Linked DNA regions of Homo sapiens: region 1 is linked to region 2. A link is an interaction called in ENCODE POLR2A ChIA-PET data of the cell type or tissue named here. Cell type or tissue: Panc1. All regions are shown on one strand.

The links. Peaks named below come from ENCODE experiments on the same cell type or tissue, not always from the same donor. Only the 100,000 strongest peaks of a DNase experiment are listed, where the experiment ranks them.
Region 1: POLR2A ChIA-PET joins it to region 2 with 18 read pairs; 2 of 35 experiments call an interaction of 5 or more read pairs at or near these places.

What each region holds. Positions count from the first base shown.
Region 1 is chr7:142,785,510-142,793,509 of GRCh38, forward strand. It overlaps TRB, TRBD1, TRBJ1-1, TRBJ1-2, TRBJ1-3 and TRBJ1-4, and 3 more genes. Among named protein-coding and RNA genes, the nearest start is that of PRSS2, 19 kb to the left of the region's middle. In Panc1, no CTCF peak of the experiment used is centred here; no DNase peak of the experiment used is centred here; H3K27me3 peaks cover 401 bases.
Region 2 is chr7:143,358,504-143,366,503 of GRCh38, forward strand. It overlaps FAM131B (family with sequence similarity 131 member B), which reads right to left and starts at 4,210. Exons shown (of 7, transcript NM_001031690.3): 1 at 4,073-4,210; 2 at 1,537-1,646; 3 at 1,229-1,264; 4 at 823-916; 5 at 324-521. The coding sequence starts at 4,100. FAM131B-AS1 (FAM131B antisense RNA 1) reads left to right here and starts at 3,203. Exons shown (of 3, transcript NR_183342.1): 1 at 3,203-3,554; 2 at 4,687-4,754; 3 at 5,398-5,762. In Panc1, no CTCF peak of the experiment used is centred here; no DNase peak of the experiment used is centred here; H3K4me3 peaks cover 1,112 bases; H3K27me3 peaks cover 2,491 bases.

The sequences.
Region 1 (8,000 bases), 570 kb before region 2:
GTGAAAAGTGTATTTTGATGAAGTTTTTTTAATTTTATTTTTCTTATTGTGATTTTTTTTCCCTTATAGTTAGGTACCATTTGGATTTATTTTTCTCTGAACAATTTACTCTTCACCTATTTTTATTGGGCTGCTGGATTATTTTCCTATTGATTTTTAGGAGTTCACCACATGTTGAGGAGATTAGCCCTGATGGTGAGAACTAGGAATATTTTTCCCAGATTGTTATGTATATTTTGATTCTGTTTATATTTTACCATGCGAGTGTGTCATCATTATGTCGTTGTTTGTCTTTTTTTTTTTTTTTTCTGGATTTTAAGTCATAGCTTAAAACCCTCCGAGTGACGCACAGCCTCGGGGCAGGGCCAGGGTAGTGATGGGGGCTGTGGCTTCTCTATAAGGACATGCCCCAACGTGACAACAGCTTGGAGAGGGGTGGGTACTGGAGAAGACCAGCCCCTTCGCCAAACAGCCTTACAAAGACATCCAGCTCTAAGGAGCTCAAAACATCCTGAGGACAGTGCCTGGAGGTGAGAAGGAAGCCCCCGGCCTGGTCCATACCCCACCACCAACTTGCATAATGGGGGGTGATGTCACCCACCCTCCACTCCCCTCAAAGGAGCAGCTGCTCTGGTGGTCTCTCCCAGGCTCTGGGGGCGGACCCATGGGAGGGGCTGTTTTTGTACAAAGCTGTAACATTGTGGGGACAGGGGGCCACAATGATTCAACTCTACGGGAAACCTTTACAAAAACCTCTCTGGCGGTCCCAACTCCCAGAGTCCTCTTCTTTCCTCCTGGGTCACAGGTCTTAATGCAATTTGGTTCAGAATGCCTCTGCCTCACTCCTGATCACATGTCAGACCAAGACTGTGGACAAGGACAGGCCCAGATGAGAACTAAAGCTTCCCAGGCAGAGAGAGGTCAGACATAAGAAGACTGCCTCAGGAACCTCACAAGTGGAGGACTCAGGGAGGGTCCCAATCCCCAAAAATTGAGACAAAGTCAGGTGGAAGGTTCATCGGAGGTGACCAGCTCTCCAGAGGACTCGGGAAGAAGTCAGGGGTATCTATAGATGGAGTCACAGGTTCTGGGCCCCTGCCATCCTCTGCAGGCCATGCACTTTCCCTTTCGATGGACCCTCACAGAGGGAGCATCTGAATGGGGCATCCTTTGAAAAAGGAACCTAGGACCCTGTGGATGGACTCTGTCATTCTCCATGGTCCTAAAAAGCAAAAGTCAAAGTGTTCTTCTGTGTAATACCCATAAAGCACAGGAGGAGATTTCTTAGCTCACTGTCCTCCATCCTAGCCAGGGCCCTCTCCCCTCTCTATGCCTTCAATGTGATTTTCACCTTGACCCCTGTCACTGTGTGAACACTGAAGCTTTCTTTGGACAAGGCACCAGACTCACAGTTGTAGGTAAGACATTTTTCAGGTTCTTTTGCAGATCCGTCACAGGGAAAAGTGGGTCCACAGTGTCCCTTTTAGAGTGGCTATATTCTTATGTGCTAACTATGGCTACACCTTCGGTTCGGGGACCAGGTTAACCGTTGTAGGTAAGGCTGGGGGTCTCTAGGAGGGGTGCGATGAGGGAGGACTCTGTCCTGGGAAATGTCAAAGAGAACAGAGATCCCAGCTCCCGGAGCCAGACTGAGGGAGACGTCATGTCATGTCCCGGGATTGAGTTCAGGGGAGGCTCCCTGTGAGGGCGAATCCACCCAGGCTTCCCAGAGGCTCTGAGCAGTCACAGCTGAGCCCAGGGTGATGGGGCAGAAGAGGGAAGGGGAGGGGGCCTCTCCTCATAGTTCCCTGAGATAGCCCAGAGAAAGCCCGGTGGGTAATGAATGAGCCACAACACCTCTCCATCTATCTGCTTCACTGACAGAGGTTCTCTGTAGATTCTTCGTATATTCCTGTGCTGGATTTTATAGGAGGCCACTCTGTGTCTCTTTTTGTCACCTGCCTGAGTCTTGGGCAAGCTCTGGAAGGGAACACAGAGTACTGGAAGCAGAGCTGCTGTCCCTGTGAGGGAAGAGTTCCCATGAACTCCCAACCTCTGCCTGAATCCCAGCTGTGCTCAGCAGAGACTGGGGGGTTTTGAAGTGGCCCTGGGAGGCTGTGCTCTGGAAACACCATATATTTTGGAGAGGGAAGTTGGCTCACTGTTGTAGGTGAGTAAGTCAAGGCTGGACAGCTGGGAACTTGCAAAAAGGGGCTGGAATCCAGACGGAGCCTTTGTCTCTAGTGCTTAGGTGAAAGTGTATTTTTGTCAGGAAGGCCTATGAGGCAGATGAGGAGGGGATAGCCTCCCTCTCCTCTCCACTATTTTGTAGACTGCCTGTGCCAAGTTAGGTTCCCCTACTGAGAGATGGGTAGACTCAGCTTGGAAGGGGTCACCTTGAACATCTCCTGTCTCCTTGAAGGGTGCCGGTCACGGCCATGACAGATAAAAGAGCCTCTGACCTTACCACCACGGTCCTACCGTTTCTCTCCCTCACACAGAAAGGAGAAGGTCACAGAAGAGGGAACTTGGGGGATCACACGGGGCCTAATTGGTCTGCTGACCACCGCATTTTGGGTTGTACCATTGTCTACCCCTCTACCCACCAGGGTTAAAATTCTACTAAGGAACAGGAGAGGACCTGGCAGGTGGACTTGGGGAGGCAGGAGTGGAAGGCAGCAGGTCGCGGTTTTCCTTCCAGTCTTTAATGTTGTGCAACTAATGAAAAACTGTTTTTTGGCAGTGGAACCCAGCTCTCTGTCTTGGGTATGTAAAAGACTTCTTTCGGGATAGTGTATCATAAGGTCGGAGTTCCAGGAGGACCCCTTGCGGGAGGGCAGAAACTGAGAACACAGCCAAGAAAAGCTCATAAAATGTGGGTCAGTGGAGTGTGTGGTGGGGCCCCAAGAGTTCTGTGTGTAAGCAGCTTCTGGAAGGAAGGGCCCACACCAGCTCCTCTGGGGTTTGCCACACTCATGATGCACTGTGTAGCAATCAGCCCCAGCATTTTGGTGATGGGACTCGACTCTCCATCCTAGGTAAGTTGCAGAATCAGGGTGGTATGGCCATTGTCCCTTGAAGGCAGAGTTCTCTGCTTCTCCTCCCGGTGCTGGTGAGGCAGATTGAGTAAAATCTCTTACCCCATGGGGTAAGAGCTGTGCCTGTGCCTGCGTTCCCTTTGGTGTGTCTTGGTTGACTCCTCTATTTCTCTTCTCTAAGTCTTCAGTCCATAATCTGCCTCCTCACTCCCTTCTTGGCTCATCCTCCCTCTTATGTGCATGGCTCTGCCTCTCCTAAGCCTCTTCCTCTTGCGCCTTATGCTGCACAGTATGCTTAGGCCTTTTTCCTAACAGAATCCCTTTGGTCCAGAGCCATGAATCCAGGCAGAGAAAGGCAGCCATCCTGCTGTCAGGGAGCTAAGACTTGCCCTCTGACTGGAGATCGCCGGGTGGGTTTTATCTAAGCCTCTGCAGCTGTGCTCCTATAATTCACCCCTCCACTTTGGGAATGGGACCAGGCTCACTGTGACAGGTATGGGGGCTCCACTCTTGACTCGGGGGTGCCTGGGTTTGACTGCAATGATCAGTTGCTGGGAAGGGAATTGAGTGTAAGAACGGAGGTCAGGGTCACCCCTTCTTACCTGGAGCACTGTGCCCTCTCCTCCCCTCCCTGGAGCTCTTCCAGCTTGTTGCTCTGCTGTGTTGCCTGCAGTTCCTCAGCTGTAGAGCTCCTTGCTTAGTCTTCAGGGCTGTGTGTTTCTTTGCTCTTCTTTTCATTGTTTTCTGGGACTCTTCTCATCTCTACTTTCTTAGTGGATGTATTGTTTTACTTTCCCTTTTTTAAATTGCATCTTCTCCATTTTTTCCTTCCCATTCTAACTCCACTTCTGCATTGTTGACTCCTTTTGGTGACTAGCTCTGTCTTCTATGTTAAGATTCTCCCCACTGCCAGCCTCCAGCACAGAACTCTGCTCATGTCTTCATCTCCCTCCTTCTTTCTTTCTCTACCAGTCTTAGAAGATGCATCTATGTCTTCCTGAGGTAGTTTGAAGGTTCATGAGCCAGGCATGACCAGGTTGGGGAGACAGGTGGTTTCAGGGTTGCTCTTGAGGCCTGAGGGCAGAAGTCCCTGTCACAGCATTGGGCGAGCTGCAGGGAGTCTCTGAGGTGCCTGTGTTTGGCAGGTGTTTGGGAGATAGGTCTGAAGAGAGTGTTACAACTGGAAACTGACATTATCTTAGCAACAGATAAGGTATAAAGAAGACAAAATGGGTAGGAGACTCTATTTTCTTTTTTTCTGAGACGGTGTCTAGCTCTATTGCCCAGGCTGGAGTGCAGTGGCACGATCTCGGCTCACTGCAACCTCCGCCTCCTGGGTTTGAGCGATTCTCCTCCCTTGGCCTCCCGAGTAGCTGGGATTACAGGTGCCTGCCACCAAACCCAGCTACTTTTTGCATTTTTAGTAGAGATAGGGTTTCACTGTGTTAGCCGGGCTGTTCTCAAACTCCTGACCTCGTGATCCGCCTGCCTTGGCCTCCCAAAGTGCTGGGATTACAAATGTGAGCCACTGCACCCAGCCAAGACTCCATTCTCTTAAGCCTCAGAATCTATGCTAGAACAATAGGGTAAAGGCCCCACCAGGAAGCCCTAGTACAACCTTCCCCATGCTGGGGAGGAAGCAGACAGGCGGTGGAGCGGGGTTGGGATGGGATGAGGTCTAGGATGGAGACATAGACAAGGGTGGAGGAATGGGACTCATAGGGTCTACCAAAGTTTAGGGGCTTGGGCAGACATTAGTGTAGGTGGGGACACACACCAAGACGTTGAGTGGAAAGTACAAATCACCAGATTCAAAGGCCTGGGTTCAAGGGGCTGTGGTGGGGGAGGTGTGCAATTTGAAAAGCAACTTAAGCTGCCTCCTCTCTAAGACATAGAAACAGAAGAGACTAACTTATATGAAAATCCTTTGTAAAGGATTTTGTAAAGGACTCAACTTGTGGTGACAATCCTTTTCATTCCTGTTGTTTATGATCACTAGGTCACAGGGTTTGCCTTTTTCCAAACCTGCATCTCAATTTTCCCATCAAAAACATTTCCCAAATTTGGATAAAGAACCCATATCTAGACTTGCCACATTTCTGCACCAAAAGCTCACTCTCATGGTTGGAACAGAGCCAAGCAAAGGGCACAGTAAATTGTGGTTTCTTCCACTCCTCATGTGTCTTCAGATGAAATCATTCTTTCCAATAATCCCAGAAATTCTTTCTCTCCTCTCTCAAGCATGTGAAAAGGTCCAGAGCTCTGCAGTGTGAGCTTTCTACTGAAATGGCCCTTGGACTTTGTGGTTCATTCATACTCAGTGGTCTAGCTTGTACTACTTTTGAGAATGCAAAGCTTAACTGTGGACGGATTCCAATCCTGGCCAGGCAGGGTTGCTGGACACTCTGAGAGAAGAAAGGGTTAATCCCATGACCATCAACTTCCATGGGATTTCAGCCATCCTGGACAAGCTACCACACCCTCCTGCCCCAGGGGAGGAGGAAATGTGGACCATCCCATCAGATATTGACCAGGTTTGGCTCTTTAAAGAGGGTTACATGCAAGAAAATAAAATTTTTTAAAAAGGTGCTGGGCAGGTGGGGGACTCAGATGTAATGGAAAAGTGTCTTTTCTAGAAAAGAAAAGCTAATTCTAATATGTGTCACTACCCCACGAGACAAATATATACATCTTGATTTAAAAAAGGAAAATTATAATTAGAAAAAGTCAATTTAGTTATTGTAATTATACCACTAATGAGAGTTTCCTACCTCGAGTTTCAGGATTACATAGCCATGCACCAAGCAAGGCTTTGAAAAATAAAGATACACAGATAAATTATTTGGATAGATGATCAGACAAGCCTCAGTAAAAACAGCCAAGACAATCAGGATATAATGTGACCATAGGAAGCTGGGGAGACAGTAGGCAATGTGCATCCATGGGACAGCATAGAAAGGAGGGGCAAAGTGGAGAGAGAGCAACAGACACTGGGATGGTGACCCCAAAACAATGAGGGCCTAGAATGACATAGTTGTGCTTCATTACGGCCCATTCCCAGGGCTCTCTCTCACACACACAGAGCCCCTACCAGAACCAGACAGCTCTCAGAGCAACCCTGGCTCCAACCCCTCTTCCCTTTCCAGAGGACCTGAACAAGGTGTTCCCACCCGAGGTCGCTGTGTTTGAGCCATCAGAAGCAGAGATCTCCCACACCCAAAAGGCCACACTGGTGTGCCTGGCCACAGGCTTCTTCCCTGACCACGTGGAGCTGAGCTGGTGGGTGAATGGGAAGGAGGTGCACAGTGGGGTCAGCACGGACCCGCAGCCCCTCAAGGAGCAGCCCGCCCTCAATGACTCCAGATACTGCCTGAGCAGCCGCCTGAGGGTCTCGGCCACCTTCTGGCAGAACCCCCGCAACCACTTCCGCTGTCAAGTCCAGTTCTACGGGCTCTCGGAGAATGACGAGTGGACCCAGGATAGGGCCAAACCCGTCACCCAGATCGTCAGCGCCGAGGCCTGGGGTAGAGCAGGTGAGTGGGGCCTGGGGAGATGCCTGGAGGAGATTAGGTGAGACCAGCTACCAGGGAAAATGGAAAGATCCAGGTAGCAGACAAGACTAGATCCAAAAAGAAAGGAACCAGCGCACACCATGAAGGAGAATTGGGCACCTGTGGTTCATTCTTCTCCCAGATTCTCAGCCCAACAGAGCCAAGCAGCTGGGTCCCCTTTCTATGTGGCCTGTGTAACTCTCATCTGGGTGGTGCCCCCCAGCCCCCTCAGTGCTGCCACATGCCATGGATTGCAAGGACAATGTGGCTGACATCTGCATGGCAGAAGAAAGGAGGTGCTGGGCTGTCAGAGGAAGCTGGTCTGGGCCTGGGAGTCTGTGCCAACTGCAAATCTGACTTTACTTTTAATTGCCTATGAAAATAAGGTCTCTCATTTATTTTCCTCTCCCTGCTTTCTTTCAGACTGTGGCTTTACCTCGGGTAAGTAAGCCCTTCCTTTTCCTCTCCCTCTCTCATGGTTCTTGACCTAGAACCAAGGCATGAAGAACTCACAGACACTGGAGGGTGGAGGGTGGGAGAGACCAGAGCTACCTGTGCACAGGTACCCACCTGTCCTTCCTCCGTGCCAACAGTGTCCTACCAGCAAGGGGTCCTGTCTGCCACCATCCTCTATGAGATCCTGCTAGGGAAGGCCACCCTGTATGCTGTGCTGGTCAGCGCCCTTGTGTTGATGGCCATGGTAAGCAGGAGGGCAGGATGGGGCCAGCAGGCTGGAGGTGACACACTGACACCAAGCACCCAGAAGTATAGAGTCCCTGCCAGGATTGGAGCTGGGCAGTAGGGAGGGAAGAGATTTCATTCAGGTGCCTCAGAAGATAACTTGCACCTCTGTAGGATCACAGTGGAAGGGTCATGCTGGGAAGGAGAAGCTGGAGTCACCAGAAAACCCAATGGATGTTGTGATGAGCCTTACTATTTGTGTGGTCAATGGGCCCTACTACTTTCTCTCAATCCTCACAACTCCTGGCTCTTAATAACCCCCAAAACTTTCTCTTCTGCAGGTCAAGAGAAAGGATTTCTGAAGGCAGCCCTGGAAGTGGAGTTAGGAGCTTCTAACCCGTCATGGTTTCAATACACATTCTTCTTTTGCCAGCGCTTCTGAAGAGCTGCTCTCACCTCTCTGCATCCCAATAGATATCCCCCTATGTGCATGCACACCTGCACACTCACGGCTGAAATCTCCCTAACCCAGGGGGACCTTAGCATGCCTAAGTGACTAAACCAATAAAAATGTTCTGGTCTGGCCTGACTCTGACTTGTGAATGTCTGGATAGCTCCTTGGCTGTCTCTGAACTCCCTGTGACTCTCCCCATTCAGTCAGGATAGAAACAAGAGGTATTCAAGGAAAATGCAGACTCTTCACGTAAGAGGGATGAGGGGCCCACCTTGA
Region 2 (8,000 bases):
TTCAAAGACCAAGGTCTCCCCATTTTTTTCCCTGCACTTGAGGGAGTTCAGGTTTGGATAGTCCCGTGATGAGGAGAGAAGGCATCTGGGATGGGTGGACCCACAAATCCCATCTAATTACACGCATTTTCTGAGATGATTATAAAAATATGTTTGAGGGCACTTATTTGAATTACCACATCAAAATACTTAGAGCTGTTTGGGAAATGTGAATCTACGGTCAAAGTATGGATGGAGCTAATCCTGCCACAGGGGATCAGGTTGGAGGGTCGGTCCCTGGCCATCCTGCAAATGTGTCTCTTGAGGCTTTAGGGTACCTGTACCTGCTAGAAAACGTGCCTCCTTCTCGCCATCGCTGAGGTCGGAGTAGGCATCCGTATCCCTGCGCACGGACTCATGGCTGTGTTGTGGCTGAACAGCTGGTGTCTTCCCCCAGCCCTGCCACTCAATCATGTGGGCCACCCGGCCTTGCCCCATGGCTGTGGGCTTTGTCACATGGTCCTTCATGCTCCGTGAGATCCCTATGGGGCCAGACATTTCCCACATCCTCCAGAATATCACACAATACCCATAACCAGACCCTCCCAGTTCCTCCCACCCCAGCCCCATGAGGCTCCATCCCACTGGGCCAGGCTCCCCTAAGGACTCCATAGATGGGGTAGTGGAGGGAATGGCCTGGAGGATGGGAGGCTTGACAGAAGGGTGAATAGGTCAGGGGGTGGGGATGAGGGTCTTCATCAACCTCGAAGGAGCAGGGAGACTGAGCCAAGGAGTCTGTCAGCATTATTTTGTCTGAAGGCATTCTTACATCAGGAGTCTCACCTGAGAATGATGACTTGGCCAGGGCCCCAATGCCATAGGCGTTAGAGTTTCGCTTAAGCTTCGGAAGAATGGAAGTGGTGTCCTCCATGGAGAGCTGGGATGGGAATGTGGGAGGAAGGGCAGAGGAATAAGAAGGTACGGGCGTGCTTTATACATGGAGGAGGTTCATGGTTTCCAGGAAAAAGCATTCGAGCTAGGGCAGATGATAAGAAAAGCTACTATACCCAAGAGTCCCAAGGAGGGATATATCCCCAGTGCTCTGGAAAACTGGGGCACAGGTTGAGAACGTGAGTGCTCACAGTGCCTATTGGAGCCAGGGAATACCGTGCTGGTTGGAAGGTGCAAGGGAGAAGATGAGGAGGAGGAGTTCGGGAGGATGGGGAGGTCTGGGGGCAGCTGCACTCACGTTGATGCCGTCCCAGGAGAAATCAGTTCGAGTTTGCTGTGAGGAGAGAGGAAAGGGAATGGGCATCCCAGTCACTCGCAGGAATGCAAGGAAGCCCCCTTCCTCAGAGGGCCTTCCAGGAGTGCGGGATGTGGGGAGGGCTTTCCTGAGGTTGATGCCGCTAACTGGGTTCTCCATGTGGACTGCTTGGCATGTGTTGTGAGAAATGTTCTGTAGAAGTGTCAGTCTGAAGGAGTGTTTGGGTTGTTGCCTTGGAATTGAGGAAGTGCAGGCAGCCAGAGACTTGGGGTGGCTGAGTGAGGTCTCACCTCAGTCGATGGCCGATGGAGGCTGCTCCCGTGCAGTGAGCTGGTGCTGTCCATGTTGATTTGATCGACATCCTTCAGGCCCTTCCAATCCACTGCAATCACCTCATTCCCTGAGGGGGCCAGAAGGTTAGCCGCCGGCCCTCACCTCCCTGTGCAGCCGAGGCGACACCCTGGGGCCAGCCCTTCACACCCCTTCCTTACCCCAGCTGCCCATTTCCTCTTATATCCCTGCACTCTCCAAATTCTAGGGGAGACAAGTAGTAATGCTGAGCCCAAATATTCAGTTTTAGCTCAACCCAGAATAGTGCACTCAGAAAAAGTGATGTATGGCCTTATTTGTTGTTGTTTATGTGGAGGGGTCAGAGGTTGGGTTTTATCAGAAAACCAATTATTCCGTCCTGAGGACTCTTGGAGGGTTTCTGTATGGGAGCTGGGCTTTTTCTCTATTACAAGTCTACAGATAAGGGCAGAGCTGCTCTATGAGGAACTTTTCTCTATGCTTAGGGTGGAAGGGATGTGTCTCCCCCGGTGGGCCCTTCCTAAGAGTCCATGAGTCTGACTGACTGGAAGAGGACTTCCTGGGAATCGAGGCAGGAGTTGGATAGCAAGGAGTTGGGTGTGTCCTCCCAAAAACAGTGAGCAGAGAAACCAAGGGTGAGCTGGAGGCATTTCACCTGACTGTGGGGAGAGAAGTGATGGATTAAAGTGGAGGGAAGCTGGTGAGCAGGAGGAGAAAAGAGAACTTTTTAAAATAGGAATTAAGAAAATAGGAATTCAAGTCAGAGAGAAGACAGAAGATGGTGGGAGGGGTGGACAGGGTCTGAGGGCTGAGTGGGAAACTGCAGGACTCAGGGGAAGGAGGGTCCTTGTTACAGCCGGGCCAGAGCTCCTGGTGGAGGGAGACTCCTGGACTGAGGGCAGGATGGTGCCGCGGAGAGTCTTGCGGAAGAACTGCTTGGGTCTTCATAAAGGGACTATTCAAGCAGCAGATGGCTGCCTGAACCATCTGACCGTACAGGCCCTTTATACTCATGAGGTTTTACAATTGTGAGTTTAGGGGTCGGCTCCATTTTTGGGAAGGGGAGCATTGAATGGGGCTGGGCACGAGGAGGCATTCAGCACATCAGCAGGGCTGGGGGAAAGGAAGGGGCTTGTGGTGAACCGGACTGAGGAGGGAGGACCCTCCAAAGTTGGCCTGCTGTCCCCTGGGGCTCCGCGGGGTGGTGACTGGGGGAAAAGAGGAAAGATGGCCCTCCGGACACAGCAGGAATGGGGCAGGTGGAGAAGAGCCTGAGGAGAAGGGAGACAGGGGAGGGCGGGGTGCGGGGGGAGAGGGGAGCGGGAGGTGGCCTTTGTGAGAGACGGAGAGCTGAGTCAGAGCTGTGGGGGGCAGCGGGGAGGGAGAGAGCCGCGGAGAAGGGGTGAAAGCAGAGGAGGAGGGGGTATCCATGGAAATAAACCGGGTCTCAGGGAAATCAGGCTTCTGGAGAGTGAGTTTGTTTGTAATAATAATACGAATTATTCTCTCAGCCTGAGGTCACCGGGAGGTGTAGGCGGGAGAAATTGGGAGTTGGAAAGGGGAAGAATGGGGGAGGGGGTGGGAGAGGGCCGGATGAATTCGCTGAGCGGCGAGAGTGGAGTGGGTGCCTGGGTGGGGGTCAGGGGCGGTAGCCAGGCAGAAGCTGGAGGGAGAAGATGGATTAGGAGGCGCCTCTCTTCCCTCCCCGCGTCAAAGGTAAATAAAGAGCCGGCCCCGCCCCGCCGGCCCCCGCTGACAGGTGCAGGCGGGTCCCCGGCCGCCGAGGCAGGGCCGGCCCCACCCTCCCGGGCCGCGGGCTCCCGACCCCTCCCAGCGCCTCGAAGCCCCCATCTCCTCCCCGCGTCCCCCAGCCCCTTCCCTCCACCCGGCCCTGGCCCTGTCCCTCCGGGCGTGGAACCCGGGCTCATCCCGCCCCCGCCCCAGAGGGAAAACGCACGTGAACAAAGCGAATCGGAGGAGGCAGGAACGACAGTAAAAGGCAACGGAGAGGGAGAGAGAGATGGGGCAAAGCACCCGAGCCAGATGGAGGCGGCGGCGGGGGGTGGCGTGGGGGGCGTGCGAAAGAAACTCGGGGCTGGCGCGGAGGCCGAGGGTCCTTCGCGGGGGGCTGCTCCGGAGTGGGGGATGCGAGGAGGCGCTGGGGACGGCGGAGCAGAGGCGGATGGCCTGGAGGGGCAGGGATGAGGGGACCGAGCGTCGGGCCGAGAGGCAGAGGAGAGGAGGGCGATGGAGAGGATGGAGAGGACCGCGCCTGCGGGAGGGCGACGGGGAGAAGGAAGCGAGCCGAGCGGGATGGCAGCCCCGGAGGCGCAAGACGAGAGCGGGCAGGAAGGAGGGACAGAGGGACCGCGGGCGGACGGAAGGAAAGTGAAGGAGCTAGCAGGGCAAGGCGGGTGCGGAGCGGGGCGCCCGGAGGCGCGAGGAGAGGGATGGGGGAGGGGGTCGGAGGGCGGCCCGGGGGGCCCAGCCCTGCCCCCGCCCGGCCGCGGTACCCACCCACAGTCCGGGAGCCGATGCAGCCCATGGCTCCGGGGGCCGCAGAGCCGGGCCCTCACCGACTCGGGGCGCGCGCCGGGGGGAGCACCGGGAGCCGCGCCGCCGCCCCAGCCGCTCTGCAGCGCCGCGGCTGTCTCCGCTCGGCTCCGCTCCCCCCTCCCCTCTCCATCCCTCCCCACGGCAGCTCCGTCGCCGCCGCCGCCGCCGCCGCCGCCGCCGCCTGGCTCCCCCGCCCCGGCTCGGCTCGCCGCGGCCGGGGAGGGGGCGGCCCGGGGATTGGCTGCGCCCCGCGCCTCCCCGCCCCTGCTCCGGCCGTGCCGGGGCGCTCCCTCGGGGATCTGGGGCCGCCGTCGCCGCCCCCCTCCTCCCGCCCGTGCCAAGCCCCGCTCCCGGGGCTCTCTCCTGGAGAACCCCGGCTTGGGTTTCAGGAGCCGAGGCACGAACCCAGGGCCTACCCCGAGGTTCTGGTTGATGGATTTTGCGGGCCGGGGTCAGGGGATGCCCTGAGAGAAAGTGGGGTGGTGGTGAGAATAAAGCCAGGCCCAAGGGCCTTTGGCCACCAAATTCCGCAAACACTTGTTTTCCTCCTGGGGCCGCATCTGGGACACACACAGGAACGTGATTGGACACAGCTTTGGGCTCTGTTGTTTCGAGTGCGCTATTTTGTCCATCCAAACAGAAGGTGAAGTCTTTGCAAGTGAATCGTGTAGTCCACTTCTCTGTGCTCGCTGGACATTCAGGGGTGGGTGTGGGGATGTGCAGATAGTTGACCTCCAGGCCTGGTTGGGGATTGGAGAATATGAGGAGGACAGTTCATTCGCAGTAGACTAACAACAATGTCAGGACCCGAGGCTGGCTAGGAGACATCGTCTTGAATCCAGTTTAACTTTTCTGAGACGTGATCTTCTCGGACAAATGAAAGCAAGGCGGTCCCGAAGCAGCAAAGAGAGAGAAAGATTGGCCTCTGGCTAGTGGGACTGGGCCAGGTAGATACCTCAAGCCCCATGGGGAGGAGATGAAGGTCTAAGTTGCAAGGGTTAAATGAGCACTGTGGTTACAGCAGGTAAGAAGTGGAGTCCAGAAAAGATGCATGAGAAAGGGCAAGGAGACCCTTTTGTCTAAGGTGTACCCAGAAAGCCCAAAGTGTGAGAGAGTGGGCAGGTGGGCATTCACAGAAGCAAGTGCCCATCCAGGCTCTGACTGCACCTCGCCCACTTTTAGGTCTCTCCGAGGTTGCAGAGAGAGAAGGCAATGGGCCAGGGGTCCCTGGTGTGGGCTCCTAACAGGGAGGCTAAGTCTTATGGATGCAACTTTCTAACCTTTAGATTATGAATGGAGAGCTACATCCCATGGGGTGGCAGATGAAGATGTGCAAGAAGAAGACACTAACAACTGAATTGCAGATTGAGGAGATGAGATTATGGTGACAGAATCCATCTTCGGTGTATGTGCATGAAGAAATAAGCCAAATCTACATCTATAAAACCGCGGGAAGGAATGAGATAATAATCAGTTGCAGGTCTGCTTAGATTTTAATCGTTTAGTGTAGTTCGTGGCAGGGTCTGATACCCTATTTCAATAGTGGAGAGAATTAGAAAGCATTTTCTTTTTTCATATCTACTATTATTGGTTATATAAAAGAAGTATCAAATAGTTTCTGCTTTCATGGAATATACTGTCCAGTCGCAAAGGAAAGAAGATGGAGAGATGATTAAAAAAAAAAAAAAGAACAAACAGCTTCCATTATTCTAGCAATGCCCACACACCCCTATTGTTTGAGCAGAGAAAACGCTGACAGGGGACTGGCCAGGTAAGGAGGAACAGACCACGTGGCCATTATGCTCTTGCCTTCCCACCTGAAACTTCTGTCTCCTTATGGCTCTCCCTGAGTAATACATATATTTATATATGACTACGTATCTCTTACTGTGGTTCCAACTTGGATGCAAACCTCTCCCCTTGGTCTCCTTAACACAACTATATAAGGCTGCATTTATCCAAATGATTTAACATGAGGGATTCCAGGTCTTGGAGACTCAGTCCCATCTTGCATTCTGTCTTGAAGGTATTTCCAGTCCCTCCCCACTACCCACACAAAAAAAGTAAAATATTCTAGGCATATTCCTGGCCAGCTTCCTTCCTGCTCCCTATAGGTCTTCTTATACAAGGATTCTGCTACTTCTCACTAGTTAAGGCCATTGTCCCAGTCTCCTTGCCAAAGAGGTCCAGGGCACAAAAAAAGTTTAAGAACTTCTGGACTTTAAATACATACTTGGCGGGGGGGTTCTCTAATTCTGCAGGGGCTTAACCCCCAAATAAAATGATCAGGCAAGACACTTATCCCATTTTGAAGCTGGGGTCCCCAGGAATAATTGTAGGTACTTCGGTGGTACCTGCAGGATTGAAAGAAGGTACCAAAGCTTCACACTGATCCCCACAAATGGAGAGATGGCTCCAAAACACAACTTAATCAAGTGTTCCTTTTATTTTATTGGGATATATTAGATCAAAGTTAAAGGTCTATGAAAAGATTCAATTGAGAAAGGGAAGCTCAAAGTACAAGAGAGGGGAAGATTAATTAATATTGAATGTAAATTCCTAAAACCACCTGGAGGGATGGGAGCAGAGCTCAGGGAGGGGGATGAGACTGTACAGGAGGAGCCCAGCTCTTCTTCCAGCAGCAGGGAAGACGGGGCAGATGCCAGTGGGCTGCATGTTTGGTGTCAGGAGAATGAGGGATTCCCATCTGACGGCATCTACTTTCTCTGACAAGAAGGAGGCAAGATCATTTATTGAGAGTCAGAATGAGAGAGATAGAGAAAAAAATAAAACTCACTTTAAAGTGCAAATATCAATATACAATTGATTTAAAGAATAGAGTTTTCAGTCTATTCTTCCAAACCTCTAAGAAAGATATTCTTCTTGCATTGCAGTTGAGAGAACTGGGGCTGATAATTCAATTAACTTCCTTTTCCCTAAGATTTCCCAGTTGGAAAGAGAAAAAGCTAGCACTTTTTTGTTTGGCATTTTGTTTTGTTTTGTTTTTGAGACAGGGTCTCACGCTTACCCAGCCGGAGAGCAATGGCATGATCAAAGCTCACTGCAGCCTCGAGCTCCTGGGCTCAAGTGATCCTCCTGCCTCTGCCTCCCAAGCAGATGGAACTACAGACATGTGCCCCAACCCTCGGCTAATTTTTTGTATGTGCCTATTTTAGTAGAGGTGGGATTTCACCATGTTGTCCAGGCTGGTCTAGAACTCCTGGCCTCAAGAGATCCACCCGCCTTGGTCTCCCAAAAGGTTAGGATTACAGGCGTGAGCCACCACGCCTGGCTTACTAATTTTTTAATTTTTATTTTTGTAGATGGGGGTCTCACTATATTGCCCAGGCTGATCTTGAACTCCTGGCCTCAAGCAATCTTCCTGCCACAGGATCCCAAAGTCCTTGAATTACAGGTGTGAGCCATCGCACCTGGCCAAAAAAGCCAGCATTTAAACTCAGCTCCTCAGAGGGAAAATCTATTCTGGATGTTGTAGAAAGTGCTTTATTTGTTCACTTAAAAAAACTAAAGTTACTCAACTCAGGACATTTGAATGGATACACGTTCTTTCACGCTTGTCTTTTTTTAATTAAGGTGGGACCATAAACTGAAGAGAGGAATACATCTATCTACATTTCTAAATTTTGAAATGGGAAAGCAATGATCTTTCTTCAGAGTGATTTGTAGCAATAAGTCTTTGGTGCTTTCATAAAATACTGATGATAAGTGTCTTAGTCCCTACTTATCAATGTCCTTGTATGGTGTTAGAGTATCTATCTTCAGGCAGCCCTGAAGATCAGTCAGCTTTGGGGCACTCCTAGTGGTTCTCAAATACCCTATTTGCTAAAGGCCAGAAGTGAGAGTGCTGATGCTGGAAAACATTGGTAAG